Linked DNA regions of Homo sapiens: region 2 is linked to region 1. A link is a loop called in an ENCODE intact Hi-C map of the cell type or tissue named here. Cell type or tissue: transverse colon. All regions are shown on one strand. Links, peaks and the distances in the headings refer to the core of each region. The heading gives the core; the rest is flanking DNA. Region 1 has its middle 7.2 kb from the start of LINC01413. Region 2 overlaps TCF12 (transcription factor 12).

Evidence for each region. Peaks named below come from ENCODE experiments on the same cell type or tissue, not always from the same donor. Only the 100,000 strongest peaks of a DNase experiment are listed, where the experiment ranks them.
Region 2: it touches region 1 in a loop (5-fold over the local background); 96 of 110 quality-filtered maps call a loop at or near these places.

The regions. Positions count from the first base shown.
Region 1 is chr15:57,307,997-57,315,900 of GRCh38, forward strand. No RefSeq gene overlaps it. Among named protein-coding and RNA genes, the nearest start is that of LINC01413, 7.2 kb to the right of the region's middle. In transverse colon, for the core only: a CTCF peak has its summit at 4,589; a DNase peak (open chromatin) is centred at 4,535; H3K27ac peaks cover 2,300 bases.
Region 2 is chr15:57,151,232-57,153,731 of GRCh38, forward strand. The region is part of intron 5 of TCF12 (transcription factor 12); the gene reads left to right. Among named protein-coding and RNA genes, the nearest start is that of SNORD13D, 130 kb to the right of the region's middle. In transverse colon, for the core only: no CTCF peak of the experiment used is centred there; no DNase peak of the experiment used is centred there.

The DNA.
Region 1 (7,904 bases), core at 3,229-5,728:
GATCTGCCCCCAAGGCTTTGTTTGGCACCGCCCCACCCCTGCCTTCCCCAGTAGTCTTTCTACAGATCACCCCTTCCCATGTGTCCTCAGCGCACCCCTGCCTTCCCCAATAGTCTTTCTACAGATCACCCCTTCCCATGTGTCCTCAGCGCACCCCTGCCTTCCCCAGTAGTCTTTCTACAGATCACCCCTTCCCATGTGTCCTCAGCGCACCCCTGCCTTCCCCAATAGTCTTTCTACAGATCACCCCTTCCCATGTGTCCTCAACGCTGGCCTTCTCAGGAGTTCTAGCACCCGTCTCCACTGCTTTAGCCTGCTAAGACTGCCATAACAAACCACCACAGCTTGGGGGATTCAACCACAGAAATGTGTATGCTCATAATTCTGGAGACCAGAAGTCTGAGATCAAGGTGTCCACAGTGCTGATTTCTTCTGAGGCCCGTCTCCTTGGTTTGTCAAGAGCCTCTTCTCCCTGTGTCTTCACAGGGTCTTCCCTCTACGCCTGTCAGTGTCCTGATCTCCTCTCAGTCACATTGGGTTAGGGATCACCATATGACCTTGTTTAACCTTACTCGTGTCTTTAAAGACTCTATCTTTTTTTTTTTTTTTTTTTTTTTTTTTTTTTGAGACAGGGTCTCACTATGTTGCCTGGGCTGGAGTGCAGTGGCGCCATCTCAGCTCACTGCAAGCCTCTGCCTCTGGGGCTCAAGCAATTGTCCTGCCTCAGCCTCCCGAGTAGCTGGGATTACAGGCGTGCGCCACCACCCCTGGCTAATTTTTTGTATTTTTAGGAGAGACGGCGTTTCACCATGTTGGCCACGCTGGTCTTGAACTCCTGACCTCAAGTGATCCACCCGCCTCGGCCTCCCAAAGTTCGGAGATTACAGGTGTGAGCCACCACGCCCAGCCGTCTCCAAATACAATCACATTGTGCATTACTACAGTTAGGATTTCAACATGTGAATTTGAGGGGGACTCAAATCAGTCCATACACCCACCACCACCTCCACTTCCATTCACAGAAATGATTGCCAGAACTACAGACCTTGAGCTTGTGTGGGGTGACAATCCGACAAGCAACAGTGAGACAGAGCTGAGAGGGCTGCAGACCAGGATGGTGGGACCGAGGTTGCTAACAAAGCGCTGCTGAGACCTGCACAGCATGGAGGTGCTGCTGGGGGAGAGGGGTCCCCGTGAGTGGATCTGCTTGGTCTGCCCTTGCAAATAGTTCTTGTCAACGGGAAGGACTTAGAGCCCCTTGATCTACACTCATGGATACTTTTTTGAACTCAAGGTTTACAGTAGAAACCAGCAGCACCCCATCCCCTAGGGCTCTCTAACCCACTGTGTCTCTACCCTGACCTTACCTACCTTTTTTTTTTTTTTTTTTTTGTGAGACAGAGTCTCGCTCCATCGCCCAGGCTGGAGTGCAGTGGTGCGATCTCCACTCATTGCAAGCTCCGCCTCCCTGGTTCACGCCATTCTCCTTCCTCAGCCTCCCGAGTAGCTGGGACTACAGGTGCCCACCACCACGCCCAGCTAATTTTTTGTATTTTTAGTAGAGACGGGGTTTCACCGTGTTAGCCAGGATGGTCTCGATCTCCCGACTTCGTGATCCACCCGCCTTGGCCTCCCAAAGTGCTGGGATTACAGGCGTGAGCCACCATGCCTGGCCCTTACCTGCCTTTTTTTAACCAAAAATTCTGATCTATGTTCCAATAATTATTCAATAACTGCAGCTCTAGATTCATAAATAGAGTTTATGGGGAACCCCGTGGAGGATGCTGTTCAATGGGGAAATCTTGTACAAACCCGGTCTAGGCTTATCCAGTCCTTGGGTTGAACATTCTTGGAAAGAGGCTAACCTCCCACAGGCCCCCCTACAACACCCCCTACCTCGGCCCCCAACTTTCTTGCCGTGCTCATCTGGCTGGTACCTGCTCAAAGTAGTCATGTTCATTCAAAAAGACTAAGAGGACAAAGTGGGGAAGATGAATCTTTCTGAAAAAGAATTACTTCCTGTATTTCAAAGTGAACTGCAAATTTAAAAATTTTTTTTTACGATAAAATGCTGCTTGCATCATTCAAGCTGGTGCCACCCTCTCTCACTGCAGTGTCAGGTCTCTGTGCCGAGCCCATCGATTATCCTGCTAGTAAAATAGGAAGGAGCTGGAGGATCACTTTTTAATCTTATCCATTTTGGCGGTGATCCTTTTGGCTCTGTCTTAACACCCTAAGACGAGTCCTGGCCCACATTTTTCCTGGGGGTAGAAGAAGAGGGAGACGGGAGACAGTGCAGCTGTGTCATCTCCTTCAAAGCAAACCTCTCTGCGTAGACCTCCAGATGCAGAGCGGGCTTTGGAGGAACACTAAATCCCACCCTGATTGCCATTTAGCCCAGAGTTACTTGCGCAGAATAACAATATCCCCAAAACTACCCTGAACGAGGAGTTTAAACTCGGAGTGAGACGTGCTCATGGCTGCCTTGCCTTTGCTAACAATGTGAACTACAAACTCTTCTCTTGCCCGGTCCTCTTCCCGGAAAGTGCCTGGAACAAGCCGGAAGTCTTTCTGGGGATTTTAGCCATAGAATCTCAAGCCTGCTTTTCGGGATTTGCATCTGCCTTGTTTTTCCCAGTCTCACCTTCCCACCAAAGCCAGGACAATGCTAGTCAAGTTCATAGCCACAGAGTTCTGTGGGCATTCATTCCCTCATCGACCCCCTTTACTCGCAAAACCCAGAACCACGGAGGCTCCCCATAAACGCATCCAGGCCCTCCTGGGAACCTCCAGATGCAGTCTCGCGGGCCCCACTCCCAGTCCTTTCATAGCCTCCCACTGGAGCCTTGGGGTGATGTGTGTGTGTGTGTGTGTGTGTGTGTGTGTGTGTGTGTGTGTGTGTTGATGATGAAGGACACACGAGTGCTGTCCCCTCACTGCCATGGCTTCTCTGAGGTGCTGCCTCCAGCTCTGTGTCCTCTCAGAGCAAACCTCACAAGTAGCTAAACGGTGCCGTAATTGCTTCAGTGCCCCTGTGGTCACACTGTGCTCCACATGCGTCTATGAGGGCCGCTCTCCAGTCCGTGTCCTGCTATCTCACTGAGGCCTGGAGCCTCGACTTGTGCTCTGTACTTCACCAAGACGCTTGTGAAAATGGCCACTAGGCTGTTCTCTGCTGGGGAAAGACTTAGCTCCTGGGGCCATGCTGGGAAACAGGCTCCACACAGCTCTTTCCGCTCCTCACCTCTCTCACCTCTGCTCCCAGGCACCTTCACCCCAAATACACTTTTTTTTTTTTTGAGATAGTCTCACTGTGTCGCCCAGGCTGGAGCACAGTGGCGTGATCTCAGCTCACTGCAATCTCCACCTCCCAGGTTCAAGTGATTCTCTTGCCTCACCCCCCCTGAGTAGCTGGGATCACAGGTGCTCACCACCATGCCTGGCTATTTTTTGCATTTTTAATAGAGACAGGGTTTCGCCATGTTGGCTAGGCTGGTCTTGAACTCCTGACCTCGAGTGATCCACCTGCCTTGGCCTCCCAAAGTGCTGGGATTACAGTGTGAGCCACTGCGCCCAGCCCCAAAACACACTTCTTATTGCTTCCTTTCTTTCCCACACAAAACAGCAAATGTTTTGCTGGAGGCTGATGGCGCAGAAATTATCAGACACAGCTATACCCAGAATCCAGGTTAGGCTTAGTGGGATCCGCCTCCCATCCCGGCAGCTCTTCCTGGAGACACTTCCCCACCTCTGGTGGCCTAGCCGTTCAGTGTGGTCACTGTGGCACCCGTTGGGAAGCTGACACCAGCTGGTGTTGGCATTGCACTCCATCAACAAAACTGAGTCAACTGTCCTTCAACATAATATCACTTATATTGTTTCCACATCATCAATGTCTTAATATTTTACATAACTGATGTGGTGTTTCATCAACTACAATCTCTCTTAAGTGGAGGAAGCCTCACCAAATTAGTAAAATGCAATCTGAATTATATCTTTTAAATGAAACAGTTTTATTATTTCCAGCGCATGTGGAAATTTAGGCGAGATAAGTTTCAGGTGGACAACTCCTTCGGGATCTTTAATGAAGTCATGAAAATGGTTTATCATGAACTTATCAATTACTAGACGGAAATGAAAGCTTTTTGTAGCTTTGGAAAAGCCTGTTCCTTCTCCTCTACAGCGACATCTTGTTTACATCATCATGTGCTCAGCCTACTCTGCCCTCATAATTTCCACCAAAGTAAACGTCAAGCCTGATTCTGCAAAATATCACACATTTCAATTTGCTGCATTTAAGAACATTCTTGATATGTTATCCTTCTTTATCCCAGGCTCTTAAAATGCTTTTTCAAAACACTTGCTTGGACCTGTGGAAATAGGCGGTTCTGATGTTTGCGTTTTGAAGATAAGACGGCAGAAATGTTGAGGCCCTGATTGCATGGCTTGCCTGAGTTCCCAAGGCCTGAGCTCTGCCACTCCCATCTCTAGCCCAGTTCATTGGGCTCAAAGGTGGAAGGAGAGGCTGCTTCGGAAACCCCCGCCGCCAGGTGTAATTACAGTACCAAGAGCCGACCTCTTTGCCACACCAATGGTCCAGTGACCACTGCCCAGCACATGACTCTTGGCCTGGGAACGAGATGACATTCACTGAGTGTGACTGCCACATCTGAGTCAGAGGCGAGGGGGAAAAACAAGCACTTGTTTTCCACATGCATCTCCAAGGCTGCATTTCCAACTTGGCCATGGCCATAGAAGCCAGAACCTTACAGTGTCTTGGCAATTAAATGGTTTTCACACTTCTATTTTTAAAAGCCTTGGAACGAGTAACCTGGGGGATCAGAGTGGTTGGGTGAATGTCTTTCCAGAGCTCCCCACTGTCGGAGGCCCTGTCCTGGCAGCATTCCAAAGCAACTGCGAAACCAAAATGCTACAACAGGGCCTACTCTGCAAACCTGCTCCTCATATGATAAAAACAGAAACACCAGAGGCACCGGGGCCCTTGCAGTCTGTCCTACGTGAGGACAAAGAGTACATTCTGGCCTCCGGTCCCCAGGCAGTAAGATTATGATCCCACTATTTGCATGTGTACATAAAGCTTTCACATATGGGATTGCAGTGCAGGGGTCCCCAGAAAGCCATCTCAGAGAGGGAGGTTGGCACGAAAGAGGTTTCTTTAGGGTGAATTCTTGGGGTCAACACCTGGGAAGATCAGAGCTAATTCTTGGGGTCCACACCTGGGAAGAGGAGGGGAGGCGAGGGGACACGAGGGGAGGAGAAGGGAGGGAAGGGAAGGCGCTGACAGCTGTGGCCTGTCTGTGGGTAGCGCCCAGCAGCTGGGAGAGTAAGTCCTGCCTTCCTGAGGAGCTGAACTGTGGTCGAAGAATCCCTCACAGCATTTCATCTTGCTTTTTAAACGTGCAAACTTTAAAAAAAATTGAGGTGAAATGTACATAATATAAAGTCATAAAATTGACCATTTTTTCTTTTATTTCTTTTATTTATTTATTTGCTTATTTATTTGAGATGGAGTTTTGCTCTTGTTGCCCAGGCTGGAGTGCAATGGCGTGATCTCGGCTCACTGCAACCTCTGCCTCTCGGGTTCAAGCAATTCTCCTGCCTCAGCCTCCCGAGTAGCTGGGATTACAGGTGCCCGCCACCATGCCTCGCTAATTTTTGTATTTTTAGTAGAGACAGGGTTTCATCACATTGGTCAGGCTGGTCTCTAAGTCCTGACCTCAAGTGATCCGCCCACCTTGGCCTCCCAAAGTCCTGGGATTACAGGGGTGAGCCACCGCGTCCGGCCTATTTCTTTTATTTTTTTAAAGAGAAGGTCTTTCTCTGTCGCCCAGACTGGAGTGCAGTGAAGCGATCATAGCTCATTGTAACCTTGACCTCCCAGACTCAAGCGATCCTGCTGCCTCAGACTCCAAGTGGCTAGGACTACAGATGCACCCAGCTAGTTTTTTAAACTTTTCATAGAGATGGGATCTCGATTTGTGGCCCAGGCTGGTCTTGGGCTCTTGGCCTCAAGTGATCCTCTTGCCTTGGCCTAACATTAACCATTTTATTTTATTTTATTTGAGACAGGGTCTTACTCTGTCACCCTGGCTGGAGCACAGTGGCATGATCATCGCTCATCGTAGCCTCAACTTCCCAGGTTCAAGTGATCCTCCTGCCTCAGCCTCCTGAGTAGCTGGGACTATAGATATGCACCACCACCCCCGGCTAATTTTTTAATTTGTTCTAGACATGGGGTCCTACATTGCCCAGGCTGGCCTTGAACTCCTAGGCTCAAGCAATCCTCCCACTTCAGCTTCTCAAAGTGTTGGGATTAGAAGTGTGAGCCACTGCACCTGGCCAAAATTAATCATTTTAAAGTGTACAATTCAGTGGGATTTAATGACATTCATGATGTTGAATGTTAACATTGTGAATTTAGGACATTCCGCTTGTATCACATTTCAAAATATTTTCATCACCCCAAATGAAAATGCTACACCCATTAAGCAGTTACTTCCCCATCCCCTCCTTCCCTGGGGTCCTGGCCAACACGAATCTGCTTTTTGTTTGTATGGATTTGCCTCTTCTGGATATTTCATATACATGGAATCATACAATATGTGACCTTTTCTGGTCAGGCTTATTGCACTCAGCCCCATGTTTTTGAGGCTTATTCGAGCTGTAGCATGTGTAAATACTTCATTCTTTTTTGTGACCGAATAATTGTATGGCGATGTCTCATTTGGTTTATCCATGCATCCACTGATGGGCATTTGGGCTGTAGCATTTCATCTTTTAAAAAAGGAACTCACGGTCAGGCATGGTGGCTCACACCTGTAATCCTAGCACTTTGGGAGGCCAAGGCGGGCAGAATGCCTGAGGTCAAGAGTTCGAGACCAGCCTGGCCCACATGGCAAAACTCCTGTCTCTACTAAAAATAGAAAAATTAGCCAGGCATGGTGTCAGGCGCCTGTAATCCCAGCTACTCGGGAGGCTGAGGCAGGAGAATCGCTGAACCCTGGAGGCAGAGGTTGCAATGAGCTGAGATCGTGTCATTGCACTCCAGCCTAGGCAACAAGAGAGAAACTCTGTCTCAAAAATAAATAAAATAAAATAAAAAAGGAACTCAGTATCCTAAAAATCTTCTGTGTTGCAGACCTACTCATCCTTCCCTCCCGCTAAGCCCTGGCGACCACTGATCTTTTTACTGTCTCCATAGTGTTGTCTTTTCCAGAATGTCATCTAGTTGGAATCATACATTCCGTAGCCTTTTCAGATGGGCTTATTTCACTTGACAATAAGTTTCCTCCACGTCTTGTCATGGCTTGGTAGCTCCTCTTTAGTGCTGAACAATATTTCGTTGCCTGGGTGTACCACAGTTTATATATCCAGTCACCTACATCTTGGTTGCACAAGGACATCTCGGTTGCTTCCAAGTTTCAGCAATCATGAATAAAGTTGCTATAAACATTCATGGGCGGGTTTTTGCATGGATATAAGTTTTTAACCCATTTGAGTAAATACCAAGGAGTGTGATTGCTGGATGGGATGGTAGGAGTATGCTTAGTTTTGTGAGATACTTCCCAACTGTCTTCCACAGTGGCTGCATTCTCATCAGCAATGAATGAGAGCTCCTGTTGCCTCACATCCTCACCAGCACTGGATGTTGTTGGTGTTCTGGATTTTGGCTGTTCTCATAGGTGTGCAGTGGCATTGGTGTTTTAATTTGCATTTCCCTGTAACATATGATGTGGAGCATCTTTTCATGTTTATTTTGCATCTGTATAACTTCTTTGGTGAGGCGTCTATAAAGGTCTCTGGTCCACTGTAAAATCACGTTGTCTGTTTTCTCATTGTTGAGTTTTTGTTTTTGTTTTGAGATGGGGTCTTGCTCTGTCACC
Region 2 (2,500 bases), core at 1-2,500, 160 kb before region 1:
TCGTCCCCTGAGTTGCTGGGATTATATGTGTGAGCCACCACACCCAGCCCCCTAAATGTCATTTTTAGAGAGAAGAAAAATACAGTATCTGAAATGAAAAATACACTGGATGATATTAACTGCAGCTTATTCACTTCAGAAGAAAAAAAATCAGTGAATTTGTAGGCATAGAAACAGAAACTATCCAAAATGAAGATCAGAGGACCTCCAGCTTCTATCTAGGGTGTGGAAAACTATAAAGAATGCTGCTTTTGGCCAGGCACGGTGGCTCACGCCTGTAATCTCAGCACGTTGAGAGGCCAAGGAGGACAGATCATGAGATCAAGAGATCGAGACCAGCCTGGCCAACATGGTGAAACCCTGTCTCTACTAAAAATACAAAAATTAGCTGGGTGTGGTGGCGCATGCATGTAGTCCCAGCTCCTTGGGAGGCTGAGGCAGGAGAATCGTTTGAACCCAGGAGGTGGAGGTTGCAGTGAGCCGAGATCATGCCACTGTGCCACTGCACTCCACCCTGGCGACAATGAGACTCTGTCTCAAAAAAAAAAAAAGCCTGATAAACTACAAACTTTTAACTTTTTTGAACCCTTCAAAGAGGCCCAAGCACACAGTTTCTGTAAGTACTGAGGCTGAACTAAAACAGCAGAGAACTACCTCCGTCACAAGCCTAAGGAGTACTAAGCAATAGCAGTCTGCCACTGGGGCAGGGGCAAAAGCTTGAGGACAGACCCACTCTCAAGCACAGGTTTATAGCATCTGTTATAAGCTGAGGATGAAATACTAACAGAAAAGTTTTACAGCACCCCAGCCACGTGCTAAACACTAGGCACAACAGGTGATCACTAGAGGGAGTGGAAGCCTCTGGTAAACTCAGAGTCATCACAGCAACAGTCACACCAAGCTAAACTCCTAACTGATTGTCTGAATTTCTCACTCTAAAGTCCTTATATGGAAAGAGGCATACCCACTTCCAGGCCTAAATATACTACTGTTCTACCCACAGTATCCTGCATCCATCAAAATTATAAGTCACACACATAAGCAAGAGAAAAACAAAACAAATACTTTCAAGAGGCAAAACAGTTAACAAAACAAGACTCAGAGGTGGCCCTGTTATTGGAACTATCGAGGCAAAACAGTTAACAAAACAAGGCTCAGAGGTGGCCCTGTTATTGGAACTATCAGACAAAGATTTGAAAATAGCTCTGGCTAAGATATTGAAAGGATCTAGTGGGAAACATAGCATGCATGAATTAATGGGGAATTTAGCTGATAGATGGAAATAATGAGTCAAGTTGAAATGGTAGTAATAAAAAAAAAAACAGAGGTAAATAATTCCTTTGTGGTCATCAGTAGACAACCCAGTTGCTGAAGAAATGGGTGAACTTGAATATAGGCCAGTATAAATTATCCAAACTAAAACACAAAGAGAAAAAAAATGAAAAAAGATCAGAGCTGCAGGACAGTATCAGTCTAATATGTGTATGCTTAAAGTTTCAGAATGAGAGGGATAAATAATAATGCAGAAGAAATATTTGAAGAGATAATGGCCAAGAATTTCCCAAAAGCAATGAAAGACATCAAACCATAGATGCAAGACTTAAGAAACAACAAGAACTCCCCTCCACACACACACACACACCACACATATTCCCTTAGACATATTTAAAGTGCTGAAAACCAAAGATGAGAAAATCTTGAAGACAACCAGAGGCAGAAAAAAAAACACATCATGTATAGAACAACAAAGATAAACTACAGCAGACTTCTCTTCAGAAACTTTGCAGGCAAGATGATAGTGATATCTCTAATGTATTACAATTTTTAAAACTGTGTCAACCCGGAATTATTTATCTGTTGAAAATATTTTCTTAAAAAAGAGGATAAAGACTTCTAGATATATGAAAATCTGAGAAAATCCATTCCCAGCAGACTACAATAACTGCTGGAGTAAGTTCTTCAAGCAGGGGGAATGTCACTCCAGACAGAAACTTGGATCTGCACCAAGACTCCGCAAACTTTTTTCATAGAGAGCCAGATATTACATATTTTAGGCTTTGTGGGTCAGACAGTTTCTGTCACAACTACTCAACTCTGCCATTGTAGCACAAAAGCAACTATGAACAGTACATAAACAAGTGAGCATGGCTGTTTTCCAGTAAAACTTTATTTACAAAAACAGGAAGCAGGCCATGAGTCATAGTGTGCCAACCCATGATCTATACAAAGAAATGAGAGCTCCAGAAATGGTAATAATGAAAGTAAATATAAAAGACATACGTTTCATCCTTTTAAATTACACTGTGAAATAACTGTCTAAAGCAAAATTAGTACATTATATTGTCGGTTTTATAAAATATGTAACAGTAATCTAAAAGATGGGAGGAAGGATTTAACATCTGTTAAAGATGTATATTGTAAACTGAGGGCAATCGCTAAGAAATTAAAAAGAAATGTAACTTATCTACCAATAGTGGCTATTAAATGGAATGCTCAATCT